Regions from separate parts of the Mus musculus genome. Here region 2 is linked to region 1. The links are chromatin contacts, found by Hi-C or POLR2A ChIA-PET in ENCODE. All regions are on one chromosome and are shown on one strand. The core of a region is the stretch at or near the end of the contact, and the rest is flanking DNA. Distances in the headings are between cores, read along the strand shown.

Region 1 (7,890 bases), core at 3,670-6,169:
CAGGAATCAAAAGGTCAAAACCACCCTGTTCTGCGTCTTCTATCACTTCAGGAACTGTGTAGCAAACTAAGCCTTCCCTAGCACACGCAAGTGAAACAGGCATATGTGGTAAGCAATTTCTAGCATTCTCCTGAGCTGTAGAAATAGCCCAGCAGGGTATGCATTCGCCTGCTCCCTTAGCTAGGGACTGCTAACACCTAACAGATCAGAATTAATCCAGGCAGGATAAAAACAAACGGAAGAAACTATCAGTGACCAAATTATGTACATCAGCTTGGTGACAGAACAGAAGCAGATCCGAGCATGGCTGTAAACGCTGTGTTCTGCACGGTTTTCCCAGCCAATGGGCTAAGGGGACGCTGACACCCAAGCTATAGTCCTCGTACCAAGCTGTGCATCCTGGGGAAGGGTTTTGTCGGCCTAAAGAAAGAGGTATGCTTTTCTAATTTTCACCAAGGCTACATTTGCTGACAAGTGGGAACCATGTTCCATAGGGAGAATATTCGTTTAAAATTATACTGAGATTCCATGCCAGCCAATGGGAGCCCCTGCTGCCTTGTCAAGTATTTGGTCTAAAAGATGTACCCCCAAAATGGGGAAAACAAATATATCAAATCAGTCTGAAGGCAGAGAAGGGTCAAGATAAACATATAATAGGTGCAGTGGAGTCTAAAACTGAGCAGGGAAGAAAGGAGCTTCCATGTGAAAGCAAACGGAGGGAAGGAAGATGCTGGAAGCTGAGTAGAAGAGGGCAGCAAGGGCTAGGGAGATGGGTCCATGGGTATAGTGCTGGCTACACAAGCATGGGTGTTAGCATTCTGTCTAAACTCCACCCCACAGTTTCCTGGCAATAGCCAGGTAGGCCTGACCCACTATGAAGGAGGCTCCTTGCCCCCCCCTTGCCTCTTGCTCTCTTGCTCTCCCCCTCCCCATCCCCTTCCCTCTCTCCACGTGGTCATGGCAGGCCTCTCCCCCCCTCTCTCTCTGCCATTCTTTGCCTCTACTTCCCTCCTAACTCCTCTCCCCATGCCCTGAATAGACTCAATTCTATACTATATCATCTTGTGGCTGGTCCCTCAGGGGGAAGGGATGCCTCGGCATGGGCCAGCTGAGACATCCCCCCACCCCCATACCTCACCACACCCCATAGAACATATCCCTATATCTCTTTATCTTTTTATAAATACATTAGTGGGTACCTGAGTTTGGGTCCCCAAACCCCAGGTAAAGCCAGGCACAGTGGCTCACATCTGTAATCTTAGTGTTGCTATGGCAATATGGGAGGCTGAGACAGACAAGTCTCTGGAACCTTGTCAACCAACTAGCCTGGAGTAAGCAACAGCGGACAAGAGATGCTCTCTGAAACAAAGTGAAAAGCGAGAGCCAAGACCTTGCCAAAGGTTGTCCTCTGACCTCCACATGTAGTCACACACACACACACACACACACACACACACACACACACACACACACACACACCACAAAAGAATAAGGAATAAAAAGAGCAAAGAAAGCCCAAGCTGGCAGTGCAAGAGTCAAGGAGAGAACTCACAGGCAACATAGAGAAAAAAACGCCACAAAACCGACAAAATGGAATAGCCAAGAAGAAAATGTCTTCAGATAAAGCCAGGAGTTTCTTGGCTTTGCTTCTTTCCAGTTCTTTGGCTGGTCTGTTGCCTTGAGACATCTAACAGAGAGAGGGTTTGATAAGCTGTACTTCAAATGCTGAAGCCATCCACCTTAGAGAGCCACATACCTCCCCGTGGATGCCATCCTGACAGTCATAGTGGCACTGGCAGACGGCAGTGTAGAGAGTGGCTCTCCATGTCAGGTACCTGATGGACAGGAGCGGGACAGAGGACTCCATGCACATGCTGGCCCACAGCAGGAACTCCAAGGCCTGGGAAGTAGAAAGCACAACTGAATGGTTTCTCATCTCTTACACCAGCCATAGTGATATTTCTCAGAACCATCAACGTCTACACTTTGAGCTCAGGTTATTGGTTATTCCCATCAATGACCATAAACAAACAAACAAACAAAAGGCCAGCTAGTCCTTAGAATATGCTTGTCTCCAGCTTCTCTGTGCAGGGATTATAGGAATAATTCTATATAGAACCAGTGCCTGGCTTCTTTATAAATGTGGGTTCAGGAAACCAAACTCCGGAGTTCATGATTGTAAAGCAAGCACTTACCAAGAGCCTATCTCCCTGCCCCCTGAATTTTTGTTTTTAATTTAAGTTGAGAGAGCCCCAAATCTCAGAGTAGCTGTTATAGAGCCTTTATTGTTCTAGAATAGTTCCTTAAGAGGCCTATGAGCTGAGCTCATTTTCAGCAATATTCTTCAAGTGTAAGCTCTGGTCTAGGAACAACTCAAAGTTGCTAGCTGGTCTGTGGAAGCGAGCGCTGTGTTGTTTTTGGTTTAGGAGGACCAGGAAAATGGAAAAGGCTGGAACAGTCAGACTGAAATAAATTTAGGCTGCATTCACATCTCAGTGTCTCTCCAGACCTCAATCGTCTCATCTGTACAATGGGTACTTTAATACAGCCCAGCCATGCTGCTCTGGAGCAAGAACCAGTGTGAATGATGGGCTGGGGTAGTGTTCAATACTCTGTTAAGTACTTGTCATAGTCAGGGCTCCTATTGCTAGGATCAGACACCATGACCTAAAGTGAGTTGGGGAAGAAAGGGTTTCTTTGGCTTACCCTTCCACACTGTAGTCCATCACTGAAAGAAGTCAACTCAAGCAGGCCAGGAACCCGGAGGCAGGAGCTGATGCAGAGGTCACGGAGAGGTGCTGCTTACTAGCTTGCTCTCCACAACTTGATCAGCCTGCTTTCTTATAGAACCCTGGACCACTAGCCCAGGGTGGCCCTATCCACAATGTCTGCACCACCCCCGCCCCCGTATCAATCGCTAATTAAGAAAATGCCTTAGAGGCTTGCCTACAGCCCAGTCCTATGGAGACTTTTTCTCAATTGAGATTTCCTCCTCGCCTTCGACTCTAGCCTGTGTCAAGGTGACATAAAACTACTCGGCAGAATGCTCCGGAAATGGCAACAGCAGAGCCCAGCATAGGAAAGCTGACCAGAGTCCTGGATCCTCAAGTCACGACAACTTTGGACAGCAGAGCAAAACGTCTCTGCCCGTGAGAAAATGTGGCTTCAATAACTAAAGAATAATTTCTTCAGTGGATCAATGACCAGCCTTGAAAGGGGACTGCATCCAAAAGGCCCCATGGCTTTGTGGATGGAGCAAACCCATCAGGTTCATGTGGTGTTTAATAGTGAAAACTGAGAAAGACAGAAGTAACAGTCAGGCCCGGCTGCTGGCTGTGGAGGCTCAGAAGAGGAAAGAGCAGAATTTTCCCCTGTCTAGTTAGTTTCTATTCCAGAGGAAAAGAAACTACTGGATGTAGATGAGGATTTAACAGCAGTGTGCAAATCTGCTCTACCATCCACGGGCAGGAACTTAAGCTCCTTCCACTAGACTGGGGAGCCTGTGAGTCATCCTCATATCGTAACCATATTGTAATCATATGGTAACCTCATATCACCTGGCAAGTAGTGGGCACACGGAAAATGCTTGTTGACTAGCAAACAGACCTTCACTAAAGGGGTAGCTCACCAAGCTGGCTATGGAAATACTTCAGGCGATCATTGAAGTGGTAGGGCTCGAGGCTCCCCTAACTTTCTTCCCACGGACACCACCAGCACCAGACATCCCTACCAAGAGTTCCTATCCCGGTAACAAGAAACCATGGCAGCATAGGGCGATTTTTAACACGAGAAAATGACAACTTCATAATCTAAACTAAAATCCACCTAAATAGGCTTCCGGCGCGCAGTCCTAGCTAGGTCTTCTGGGAAAGTGCCAAGCAATGCACAACTCACTTCCAAACACAGGCGTCCAAGGACCTGAAAATACCCAAGCAGCCTGTGCTCCCCGCTAGATCTGTCTCCGAGATAAATTTTCCGGGTCCCTGTAGAACTCTTCCAACTTCATCTCCCTCATCCAGCACGGCTAGTGTTCAGAGGCTTTTCTCTAGGGTGTCTGGGTGGCCACAGTGAGGAGATTCAGGCCCAGTTCTGAAGACAGGCCACTGCCAAGTCAGTGGGGCCGTGGTGGTACCTTCTGCCACTGCGGCCCAGGTTGTTGGTTTACCTTGCCAGCATCAGCAGAACCTCCTATTCCCTCGCACCCACTGCCCCACAACAACCCTGTTTCGGGATCATCGTGGTTCAGAGGCTATGGTGTAAAAGTCTGTGTAAATACCCTCTTCAAATCAACAGGCCTTTGCAAAAATCCCTCAAAGCTTCCGCAGCAAGAAAGAAAAATCGCGTTTCAAACTAAAGTCAGCTTCTCTTCATCGTTACACTGGGGTTTGAGAGAGAGAGAGAGAGAGAGAGAGAGAGAGAGAGAGAGAGAGAGAGAGAGAGAGAGAGAGAGAGAGAGCCCTGAGAGTATATTGCCATTGCCAGAAGGGACCTTAAGTTAAATCTAACCTAATCTGACTCAGAGTCTGAACTGTTTCTGAAAGAGGTGAACTGGGGCTGGAATTCAAGTCTTTGAACTGCTAAGTGCAGCATTCTTTCCACCACTCAGCGAAGCTTTGACAAAGGAGAGGAGTGTGCCAAAACCCACCGGAAAACCTGCTTTCAAGTCTGGAGATGAAAAGCCACTGGGGGGAGAAGCGGGGGGCAAGTAACATTTTTTTCTCTAACCCTAAAGGCAAGAAATAATTATTTTTATTAATAAAGTAGATGTACTAAAACAGGACAATTTTCTTCACAGGAAAATCAAACTTCAAAGAGCTAAAAATCTAGATGGATCTAAAATCATGGACCTCACAAAAGCTTGCTTCAGGTGTCAGCAGGGGGGAAAAAAAACAATAAACTAACTCGGCCACAGGGTGGCAGTGTAGCCTCGTGTATCACAGGTTCATGTCAGGAGCCATTTCAAGGTTGACTTGAGATTTAAGTAATAATACGGGAGTGGCTTAACGGCTGTGTGAGCCAAATACTTCACCAGAAAGCAAAGCATAAGTCCATACTGTTGCTAGTGTCTTCTTTAACGTTTGTTGAGTCCCAGACTGCCCCTTACGATGCCTCAGAAGATCCAAAGCAAAGGTGTCTCTTGATTGTTAGCGGGAGTACTGCTTAGGCATGTACTGGTGAGTGCTTTAGTGGCTTCTGTCTGAAGAAAAGCCCTTCATCAGTCTTGGTCTTTGGGATTTTAGAGAAAAAAAAAAAAAGATCTGTCCCTCCACACGGTTCCTCCATTGGAGTAGGTAAACCAGAATAAGACAGGCAAGCCAGGAGCCGATTTAGTGACTGGATAGGCATTGCTCTTTAGTTGTGTGGTGGTTCTTGTGACTGTGGCCTCAGAACGCTGCAATCTACACCGGTAATTGTGAGCAAGCTCGGTTTTCTTAGCCTCTGCATCCTCAGCTGAAAGTTTAGTGAAAACGGTGTCCTTGTTAAAGTGTTGGTATGAGGATCAAGTGAGAAGATTCATGAAAGTACTTAGCAGAATACATGGGATGTGGGTGAACTATGGTCCATATGGTGGTGGTGGTAGTGATGGTTGTGAGAAGAAGGGGGAGGAGGAGGAGGAAAGAGGAGAAGTGAGGAGGAGGAGGAGTGAGGAGGAGGAGTGAGGAGGAGGAGGAATGAGGAGGAGGAGGAGGAGTGAGGAGGAGGAGTGAGGAGGAGGAGAAGTGAGGAGGAGGAGGAGTGAGGAGGAGGAGGAATGAGGAGGAGGAGGAGTGAGGAGGAGGAGTGAGGAGGAGGAGAAGTGAGGAGGAGGAGGAGTGAGGAGGAGGAGTGAGGAGGAGGAGGAGTGAGGAGGAGGAGGAGTGAGGAGGAGGAGTGAGGAGGAGGAATGAGGAGGAGGAGGAGTGAGGAGGAGTAGGGGGTAGGAGGAGGAGTGAGGAGGAGGAGGAGTGAGGAGGAGGAGTGAGGAGGAGGAGGAGGAGGAGGATATCACTGCCTGGTAGTAGTAGTACTGATGATCTCTACCTCAAAAGACTATAGTGAGGATTGCTATGCATGCCAAACCCTTCCACAATACTCAGAATGTTGCAGGGTTTGCAGCAATAATGAGGGGCAGCCATAATGCCTGGTTTCTACATTACTAGAAGATTAAGTCAGCCAAGAATGACACCGAGAGTACTGGGTAACTAGTACTATTTCTGTCTCATGCAGTTACAGACTTGAACTCAGGGACTGGAAAAATGGTAAAGTGTCATGCAAGCACAATGACCTGAGCTCACTCCTCAGCACCCATCAAAGAGCCAGGCACGGTGGTATGTGTCTTTAAGTCCTGTACTGGGAGGAGAGAGAAACAGACTGGAGGTTCTGATGATACGGGCAAGGTAAACCAACAACCTTGGCCTCGGTGGCAGAAAGCACCACCAAGGTGACACAGGGCTGACTTGGCAGTGATATGTCTTCACAACTGGACCTGAATCACCCCCACGCCCAGAACCAAATGGTGCAAGTTCTGTGAGAGAGAGAGTTCCTGTCTCAAAAACCAAAATGAAGATCAACTGTGGATGGTACCTGACATCAACTTCTGGCCTATAAACATTCATACATGTGTACACGCCCACAGAGATGCACACACATTCATATATGTATAGACACACACATTCATCTGTGGTAATCACACACACAGACACATTCACACATGTGTATACATACCCGTACTAAATGAATAAAAATATTTTTTTAAAAAACAGGCAAGCTTTATCAAGTCAAAGTTCCCTAGAGCTGGTAGGTAGGCTTCCTGTGTGGTGGGGTCTCCAGGGCTTATGTCCATTAAGTGGAGTTACCCATGTGTAGCCTCAGATAAGCTATGTGAAGATACTGTGTGGAGACTTGGGAATTTCTGGGTGGAAAAAAGTCTTAATTCCCTTGAAGCTTGCCACAGGGAACAAATGAGTAGCGCCTAATAAATGAGTAGATCCTTAGGTGACAGCTGTAGAACCCCTAAATCCTTGCAGGCGGCATTGCCCCAAACCCCTTCCCACAGGCTGGGGGCTACTCAACTATCCTCTTCTACCATGTACTTTGTCAGAGACAAACTCAAGTCCCATGAGGCTGGGAGAAGAGATGTTTGGTATGGATTATAAATGAATTATTTTAAGAGGACTATCACATTGATTTAAAATCCTCTTGATATTAACAACGGCCAACACTAACAACCAATTGCTAATACAGACAGATGTGCCCTTCAAAGCTCTTGACATGCAAACTCTAGAGCAGACCAAGCCATGGCAGCTCTGTGGAGCGGTATTTGTTAACACAGCAACTGTGAAATCTTTTTTAGGATCTCAACAGCAACTAAAGGCAGCATGGGCGGCAGAATCTACAGAGCAGCTTATTATTATATGTGGGACAGCCTCACTTCTGTTTAATTTGTACTCAAAACGCTGGCCCAGAATTTGTTCAAGTTATTATTAGTAATAGTCTTTGTTTTTATTTTTTTTTTCATTTGAGGAACCAAACAGAAAGCAAACATACAATAAATGTTATCCACAAAGCATGCAAATATCATGCCTTCTATTTTTATTTTTAAGTGTCGTTAGCACTAAGATACATGCCTAATTCTGATGAAATATAAAAAGCATTGTTTCTCCAAAGCATTTGACCACTCAGGGAAAGACTCATAAGGACACAATGTCTCCCATGCCAACAGCAATTCCAGCAGGTCTCCGTGAGAGTATAGTTGCCCTTCCTGGCCTATGTTCCAATGCCTGGAAAATGAATGCAGGGAATAAACATGTCTTCTGACAACAAACATGCCATGACAGTGGCTTCCTCGTGCTAAAGCGGCTCAGTGAGTCCCAGGAAGGGAGGATCGTGTAAGTTGGAGTCTCTGGGCCT
Region 2 (7,890 bases), core at 2,731-5,230, 200 kb after region 1:
TGCAGAAGCGCACACGCGCTCTCCCCCTGCCCCCCATTTTACTGGTGCCTATGAAAAAATCATCTTTAGTGTCAGCTTTTTCCATATGTTAGGATGGATTGCTGCCCACTCTGTGCACTCCTTTGCCATACTTGTCCTGATTGGCTTGGGTTCCCCCCTCCCCCCACAGAAGGTTCATTGGCTTTGCTCCCACCACAGCTATAAAAGTGTGTCAAGCTAAAATGTTCTATCGAGCACATTCTCAGTTGGAAACCGAGTCTCCTCTACCCTTTTTCCACATGTACCTGCCTGTGAGGTATGCCCCAGTGTGTTTGTAGATCAGGCTCTAGATTCACGCTCGGCCAGTGCCTTAGATACCTCTCTCTCTTTTCTAAAACACTTTGCAAATAGAAAACATAACCTCTTCCAGAAAGGGTAGTGCGTCGTTTTCTCTCTCTGCTGAAATTCTGCCATATCTGCTCTAGTCTGCTATAAGCATGGTTTTAGGTAGGCTGGTGCACACCCGTCATCCCCACATTCAGGAGGCTGAGGCAGGAGGACTACCGTGAGTTTAAGGTCAGCCTGGGCTACAAAGTAAGCTCCAAGCTAGCCAGATCTACAGTGTATGACCCTGTGCCCATCACTCTTCCTCTAAGATAGACAGACAAGCAGATCATTGTCTCAGGAGATCTGCGTAGCAATGCCTTAGCTCCACCAACTCCCTCCCTAAGGATTTCGGTTTGCTTTTCCAAAGCTCACACAGGACACATGCCCACTCTGCTCAAAATGTGCTGTAGGTTATGATTTTTCTTTCATTTACCAACACCCGGTGTATGTAAATGAGACTTACGTTTTTATTCATTTTGATGGGACTCAGTGGTAATCTGTATTCCCAGAAATCCATTTCAGTCGATGTCCTATTATTTTTCATTGGAAATCTCATTCCTCTGAGGAAGTTTATTGTTTGCCATTTTTAAAACTGCCACCTCCAACTTTTATATGACCACTTGCTCTTTTTTATGCAGGGTAATAATATTTTTTAAGGGACAGAGTTGTTTCCCTTTGCACATGGATCCAGCCATCACTTGTGAACTCCAGGCCATGCAACCTCTCAGCCATCCAAGCTAAGCTGTGGCCCCCTTTCAACCTCCCCGGCTGGTTTTTGAATGGCTCTTGGATTGAAAACAGATCTGTTTACAGAAATTAGAATAGAACCTCTTTGCAGACAGCCTTTGTATGCAGTAGTCTGCAGAATTCTAAATGTAAATTAGGAACCCCTAGTCTACAGCGGTTGGCTCTCAGAATGTGGTTCCTAATGTTTCCTAGAACATTATCAGAAGTGTGACTGTTTTATCAGACCATGCCTGAGACCCCATGAATCAGAAGCCCCTGGGTGGGCCTAGCATCTTTACTTGACACAATATCCATGCAACCCTGATGCATGCTGGCTTCGCAGAACCACTGGCTATGTGGTATGGACTTCTCCCAGCTCCCAGAGATCCTGGCTGTCAACCCACTGTGGAAATGAACTCTCTTTACTGTTGGGAATACTGGAATAGAAACAAAGTTCCACTGGTTCCTTGTGGCTTTCCTGGAAGATCTTTAACCTCTGTACCAATCAGATGGCAGAACTCGCAAAACCCATAGACATGAGAAGCTGTTTGTTTTTCAGACATTCACTGAGCTCTGCAGAAGCTCCACGTTAGACTCCATACTCATGCGGTCCTGCCCACGAGGGGTGATGTATTCAGACAGCTCCCTCCCACTACGCTTCTACTAGACTGTGCCACTTGAGGATAAAATGGTAGCCACCAACATGTTCACTGTGTCTGAGCAGAAGTGAGCTGGGCTGGGACTCAGGGCCAGGGAGAGAGGGAAACTCAATTACTCCAGGGAGTAGTCCCACCATGACACCCTACTCCAAGCCTGCCAGGAAACCAGAAGCACAGGATAGCAATCTAAACCTCCGAAGCTGCTCCGTCCTCCCAGAGAGCTCGTAAATCCTGGTGTGTAGACATGGTGTTCTTGCAGAGAGGTGCTCAGCAAATACTAGCCTTGCTAAGCAAAGTGACCACCTTAGAGGACAGCCTGGAGCTCATCACATCTTTTATTGGCATGTGTGCTTTGGCATCTTGTCACTAGGCTATCAGTAATGACTGACATGTGTGTGACCATTGATGTGCTAGAAGCTGGGAGACAGCACAGTGAACAGGTTATGGTTTTGAGGGTTTTTTTTGGGGGGGGGTCCACTTGCCAGATCAATGGGTAGTCCTAATGTAAAATGTTAAGGACCGTGGGAATAAGGAGCGACAGCCAGTTTGGGGTGAGCATCCTAGGCCAAGGGAAGCAGGCTGGGTAGACCAAGCTAGAGAGGAGCGTGGAGCTAGCAAGGCGTCTACCTTTGCTTCATTCCTGCCCTGCCTGAACTCACATCCTCAAGACAGTAATGCCCTATTGGTGTGTAGCAATCTTTGAGACTCAGGAGATACTGATCTCCATGGGATACTGAGTAAAGCTCCTGGAAAATTCCAGAAGAAGAATGGATAATGAATGTGTTCACCTAACTCAGGGAGGGCTTCATTATTCTTTTTTCGAGACAGGGTTTCTCTGTGTAGCCCTGGTGTCCTGGAACTCACTTTGTAGACCAGGCTGGCCTCAAACTCGGAAATCCACCTGCCTCTGCCTCCCAAGTGCTGGGATTAAAGGTGTACACCACCACTGCCCGGCTCAGCTTCATCATTCTTTAACCATATGTTGCACAGTATTTTGTTACATAATTCAAGCCTGATTATAATCTGTAGAATGATGCGGGTAACGTTTCTACTCCAGTTTGGGAAAACTGTTCACTGTTTCTATTTTTTTCAGTGTTTTTTCATGTGAATCTATTGACTAGTTGGGTTCCTGTTTTAAAGTCTCTTATAGAGCTTTTATAAAAATCATGTTTTAATTTTAAATCATTTCCTGCAGTCAATTTCCAGTTTTCCTAGTCACGTGGAAGTATCCAGAACCCTTAAAGAATCCATGTGTGTGTTCCTGATAGAAGAACCTCTTCTCTGCCTCAGAGAAAAGAAATGTCTGTCTCTAAAATGACTTTCAACCCAATCCTTAGGAATTCCCCTTGGAAACTTTTAACTTGGTAGCTCAGTGGCAGAAGGTACCGTCAGAGAGAGCTTTTGTGGAATTTAGAGAAAAGCCATCCGTTAGATGACTCGCGTTTAAAAGCTCATTTGCAGACACTTACCTGGAAAAGTGTGTTCGGCCCTTGCAGCCTGGCAGGACTCAGTGGGGCGACAGGACTAAGGCTGCTCCAGAAGTGTATGCTGGGCAGCAGCGGACTCGAGGCCAGAAACAGTCCACTTGGTGTCTAGAAGACAAGGCAACAGGCAGCTCTTGATTGGGGGTCACCTAACACCAGCCATGACCAAAAAGCAGCGGAGTGGTCAGTGTGTGAGAACCAAGCCTCGCCTTCTCGGGAAAACTGGGCAACTTTAGTTCTCTCCACATGACTAGGAGTAGCTTAATTCTCAGTACTAATTTTATGTGCAGTTCTTAGGCAAGCTACATTCTGGTTGGAAAAGTCAGGTTTGTAGCAACTTGTCAAACAGTTCCTTCTGTCCCTTCCCCCTGCTCCCAGTAGACAAATGTATAGACTGAATAGGATCCCTGGAAGGGGGGCTTCGTTTCTTATCAAACTGTTTAGCCACAGTGGACAGCGATCACACCCAAAGTTTACAACACCCCCCCACCCCCGCCCACGGGCCACATGCTTGTAAAAAGGATCATCTTGGGCATCATGCCCCATTATCAACAGCCCTGTAATAATTGAAATTCTATGAGCATGGCTTGCAGCCGCTTGTTCAGAAGCCCTGAGCTGATCTTGCGGACTTCACTCTGGACGTGGGGCTGGGAGGAATCCATTGCCCTGGCAATGGGAAAGTAGGGCTGTGGAGCCAGAATGCAGCGTTTCTTAGAAGTGACGGACTGGCATTTGCTTGCCCGCACTCGGCAGGAGGCCTGGCCCACAAGCCAGCTAAAGGGCAGGAGAAACAAGCCGTCCCAGCCAGTAAATCTGCACGGCTTTTCTTCTCAGCAGAGGCAAACTCCCTGGCCCAGGGTGTCTGCACCTCTAGTGACCAGAGGAGCCCCTCAATAAGACTCTTTGTGTAAGAACACAGCAAAGGCGCCAGCATTAAAGATTGCATCATGCTGGATGCCGCCGTGTTATTTTTTCCTAGAACTGGCCCCGGCAGCCTCTGTAATTATCAAATGCATTTGAGCTTAAACCTAAATTGAAAGGTTTGCTCTGTTCAGCGGGAGAGAGAGACAAACATCCAGTGGTCTTCCAGCCGAAGTGCTGACTGGTAAACAGATTTAAACCAAGTTCTTTGAGTCTTTGGTTCCATGGCATTTCCTTCTACATATTGAATGGCCTACGAGGTTACTAGGATAAATACGTGTTTTGAGTTAGTGATCCATTTTTTTTTTCCTAGTTGGAGGCAATTTCACAAGTGTGCTAGGCCAGCTGGCCTCATGGTTAAAAATAAATGGGTAAGCATGAGCTCTGACAGGGTTCCCATGTTCAGAACCTCTGCTCATTAGCTAGACAACCTCGGACGAACAGCCCAGCCTCTCTGGTCCTCAATCTTAATCTGTCAACTGGGGGAAAGGAAAATGTATGCTATTGCAGGGTTGCTGCAAGGACATGTAATTCAAATGATACTCTTAATATATTACTATATATTATATTAGTTTTATATAGTAATATACACATTATTTTATATATTATTTACCTTATATATATTACAGCATACAATATAAATAGATATTTACATATTATATAAAAGTATGGATAATGTATATATATAATGTATATATATGACCAATACACAAAGATGTCAAGTCTAAGAGACTCAGGTCATTTTGTAAATCAGTAATAAATATAAAATGTACCAGACATACTCATTAAATAGAATTTATCCATTCATGAGGAATTCTCAACTGGGTGCTAAAAAGTTCTGGGAATCCAACTTGTATGGGTAGGTTAGGCCCTAGTCCGCAGACCCAGGTGCTTTGAGGTACTTTAGAGCCAGGTTCAAACCACAGTGTTATTAACAGTTAATAACCAGGGTCAGTGCTCTCAGGTTCTTCTCAAAGTCGGCAGGCACAGTCTTCTAAACCAGAAAGGGCAGCTACCATTTTCTCATCCAAGGCCACAAACTCACACGTCTGGGAAATATGTAAAGTGCAGGATCTACCGTTTACATCCCCTCTGGATCTGAGGCGCTTGCACATTTGTTTCCAAGGAATACAGGATGCACATAGAATGCAGGGGCCTTCTGTTTCTCATGGTTAATACATTTGAAATGCCTTCTATAATATATGCAAATAAACATTGTGAAATGACTTCATTCACTCCTCCTCCAATTGCAGTTCTCGCCGGAGATCCTGCAACCTTAAAGGAAGGATTGTTTGGGAACTTGGAAGGGGAACTTCCTAAAGAGCTTTGCCTGGGTTATCTCAGGACATTGCAGAGCCTCCAAGGTGTCTCTGCCTGACCTGGAGGGAGGACCGCCTGTAAAGGGCAGGCTTTTCGGGGCTGTTGAGGAGCCTGGGAATGCCTGGCTTAACAAATGGCTACAGTTGTTCCTGATGTCAGTGAAAAGACACGCAAGAAGGGCTTTCCCACTAGGATCTCCTTTCTCTTCCTCCCCATTCAAATCCACTTAATTCTGGGTCGCCTAGAGAGTGTATACCTGTGACCTTTAACGAGAGCAGCTGACTCACATCCAGATGTGTTGCAGCTGTGTGTTGTCTGCACCAACCTTTTCTACTCCTGTCTCTCTCTGCCCGTCAGAAATGCCACCACCTGGAAGCAGACCCCCAGTCTACCCTCAGGCTGATATGATTTCTTTGATTTTTGCTGAATCTTTAGAATACTATGGAACCCTTTCACCCCTTAACATTAAATATATTCTGTCTCATACTGTGCACATCCTTCTGGTTCCTCTTTTCATGGCCGTTGGAGGGTTTGTTCGTTGTTCTTAACCCCCAGTGCTCGATGAGCTGAAGAACTTTTCAACTCCGTGCCCGCCTTCCTCGGGTCTGACTTCTTTTTTTTTCCCCCAACTTTTTATTAGGTATTTTCTTCATTTACATTTCAAATGCTATCCCAAAAGTCCCCTATGCCCTCCCCCACCCACTCCCCTACCCACCCACTCCCCTACACCCACTCCCACTTCTTGGCCTTGGTGTTCCCCGGTACTGGGGCATATAAAGTTTGCAAGACCAAGGGGCCTCTCTTCCCAACGATGGCCAACTAGAGACACGAGCTCTGGGAGTACTGGTTAGTTCATATTGTTGTTCCACCTATAGGGCTGCAGATCCCTTTAGCTCCTTGGGTACTTTCTCTAGCTCCTCCATTGGGGGCCCTGTGTTCCAGCCAATAGCTGACTGTGAGCATCCACTTCTGTGTTTGCTAGGCACTGGCATAGCCTCACAAGAGAGAGCTATATCAGGGTCCTTTCAGCAAAATCTTGCTGGCGTATGCAATAGTGTCTGTGTTTGGTGGCTGATTATGGGATGGATCCCCGGGTGGGGCAGTCTCTGGATGGTCCATCCTTTCGTCTCAGCTCCAAACTTTGTCTCTGTAACTCCTTCCAGGGGTGTTTTGTTCCCAATTCTAAGAAGGGGCGAAGGTCTCAAACCCAGGACAAGTCTCACTCAGTACCTGTGGCTCCTCCCCTGCCCTAAGCCCCTCCCTCCCAGGGCCTGGGCTTCACTTCCCATCTTCCCTAGCCTTCACCCTCCAGTCTGATTCCTGTTCTAACTCAGTCAGTTTGGCAACACTGGTCTCCCGATTGCCTCTCTTGGTCAGCGGCTCCTCTCTCCCTCCCCATCTCTCCTCTCATGGTCATTTTGTCTGCGGGCCAGGTTCGGCCTGGACTCTTCTTTCTGCCTGTTTTCTCTACATTTACAAAATGTAAAAAAAAAAAAAAAAAAAAAAAAAACCTCCATCCATCAGGAGTGACCGTGTTCTCTTCCTTTTATTTCTTTATTTTTCATTCATCTTCTCCTGAAATGACCTGCATGTTCAAAACTGAACTCATTTTTCAAATCCACCTCTTCTAAGACTTCTGTTTCTGTTGACGAGTGCCATCAGCAGTTTATGTCAGTGTGTGTGTGTGTGTGTGTGTATATATATATTACACACACACACACACACACACACACACACACACACACATACATACTTACTTACTGAGACCGAAAATATTTGCAGAAGCAAGAACAAAATAAGACATGATTTCTGGCACACATGGCCCTACCTACTACTCAGCATCCCAGGCACCAAGACAGAAACACTACCTTCCTTGGACTCATTTTCAATCTATCTCTCTACTTCCTTCTGGGCAGCATTTAGATCCAGTCAGCTTACCACCATGACATTCCACAAGTCACCTGGACCAGTCTACCTGCCTCACATCCCCTATCCAGGATACAATTCCATGTAGTCACTCTACAACACTTCATTCAAAAAAATCCGTTCATTTTCGGGGGGGGGGGGGAACGGCCTCCTTAGCCACAATGCTAAATCCCATAGACTTACAACACATCGTCACTTCCCTCTGAGAACCCTCCTGCTTGGCATTATGTGTCCTGGGCTTATCACAGAGAGATTCATAGATTTACAACTCCTTAACCTCCCTCCCTCCCCAGCCACAGTTCCCAGGGTTGTTAACATTCCCTCATGTTGGTGGCCGGATGTAGCATAGCTTCCCTGATTTACCATGGTTCAGATCTATACCCTTTTCTTCCCCTCACCCTTTGTTGTTGTTGTTTTTGTTTTTTGTTGTTTGTTTGTTTTGTTTTGTTTTTTTTTTCTGAGACAGGGTTTCTCTGTGTAGCCCTGGC

Evidence for each region. Hi-C counts contacts between places; a loop is a spot of excess contacts on that map. ChIA-PET counts read pairs that join two places held with the same protein, here RNA polymerase II (POLR2A).
Region 2: a map of T-helper 1 cell shows a loop between it and region 1 (3-fold over the local background). The contact joins two enhancer-like sites. A Hi-C loop is called at or near these places in 1 of 37 maps with a recorded cell type or tissue (T-helper 1 cell). POLR2A ChIA-PET finds 5 or more read pairs at or near these places in 1 of 5 experiments (Patski).

Annotation. Positions count from the first base shown.
Region 1 is chr10:93,046,178-93,054,067 of GRCm38, forward strand. It overlaps Cfap54 (cilia and flagella associated protein 54), which reads right to left. Exons shown (of 68, transcript NM_001347060.2): 6 at 1,757-1,900. Among named protein-coding and RNA genes, the nearest start is that of Gm40739, 25 kb to the right of the region's middle. Within about 2 kb of position 4,920, at least 1 of the 3 ENCODE cell types and tissues checked has a DNase peak (open chromatin) inside an H3K27ac peak, as active enhancers do.
Region 2 is chr10:93,251,469-93,259,358 of GRCm38, forward strand. It overlaps Elk3 (ELK3, member of ETS oncogene family), which reads right to left. Exons shown (of 5, transcript NM_013508.2): 4 at 3,221-3,343. Among named protein-coding and RNA genes, the nearest start is that of Gm32551, 30 kb to the right of the region's middle. Within about 2 kb of position 3,981, at least 2 of the 3 ENCODE cell types and tissues checked have a DNase peak (open chromatin) inside an H3K27ac peak, as active enhancers do.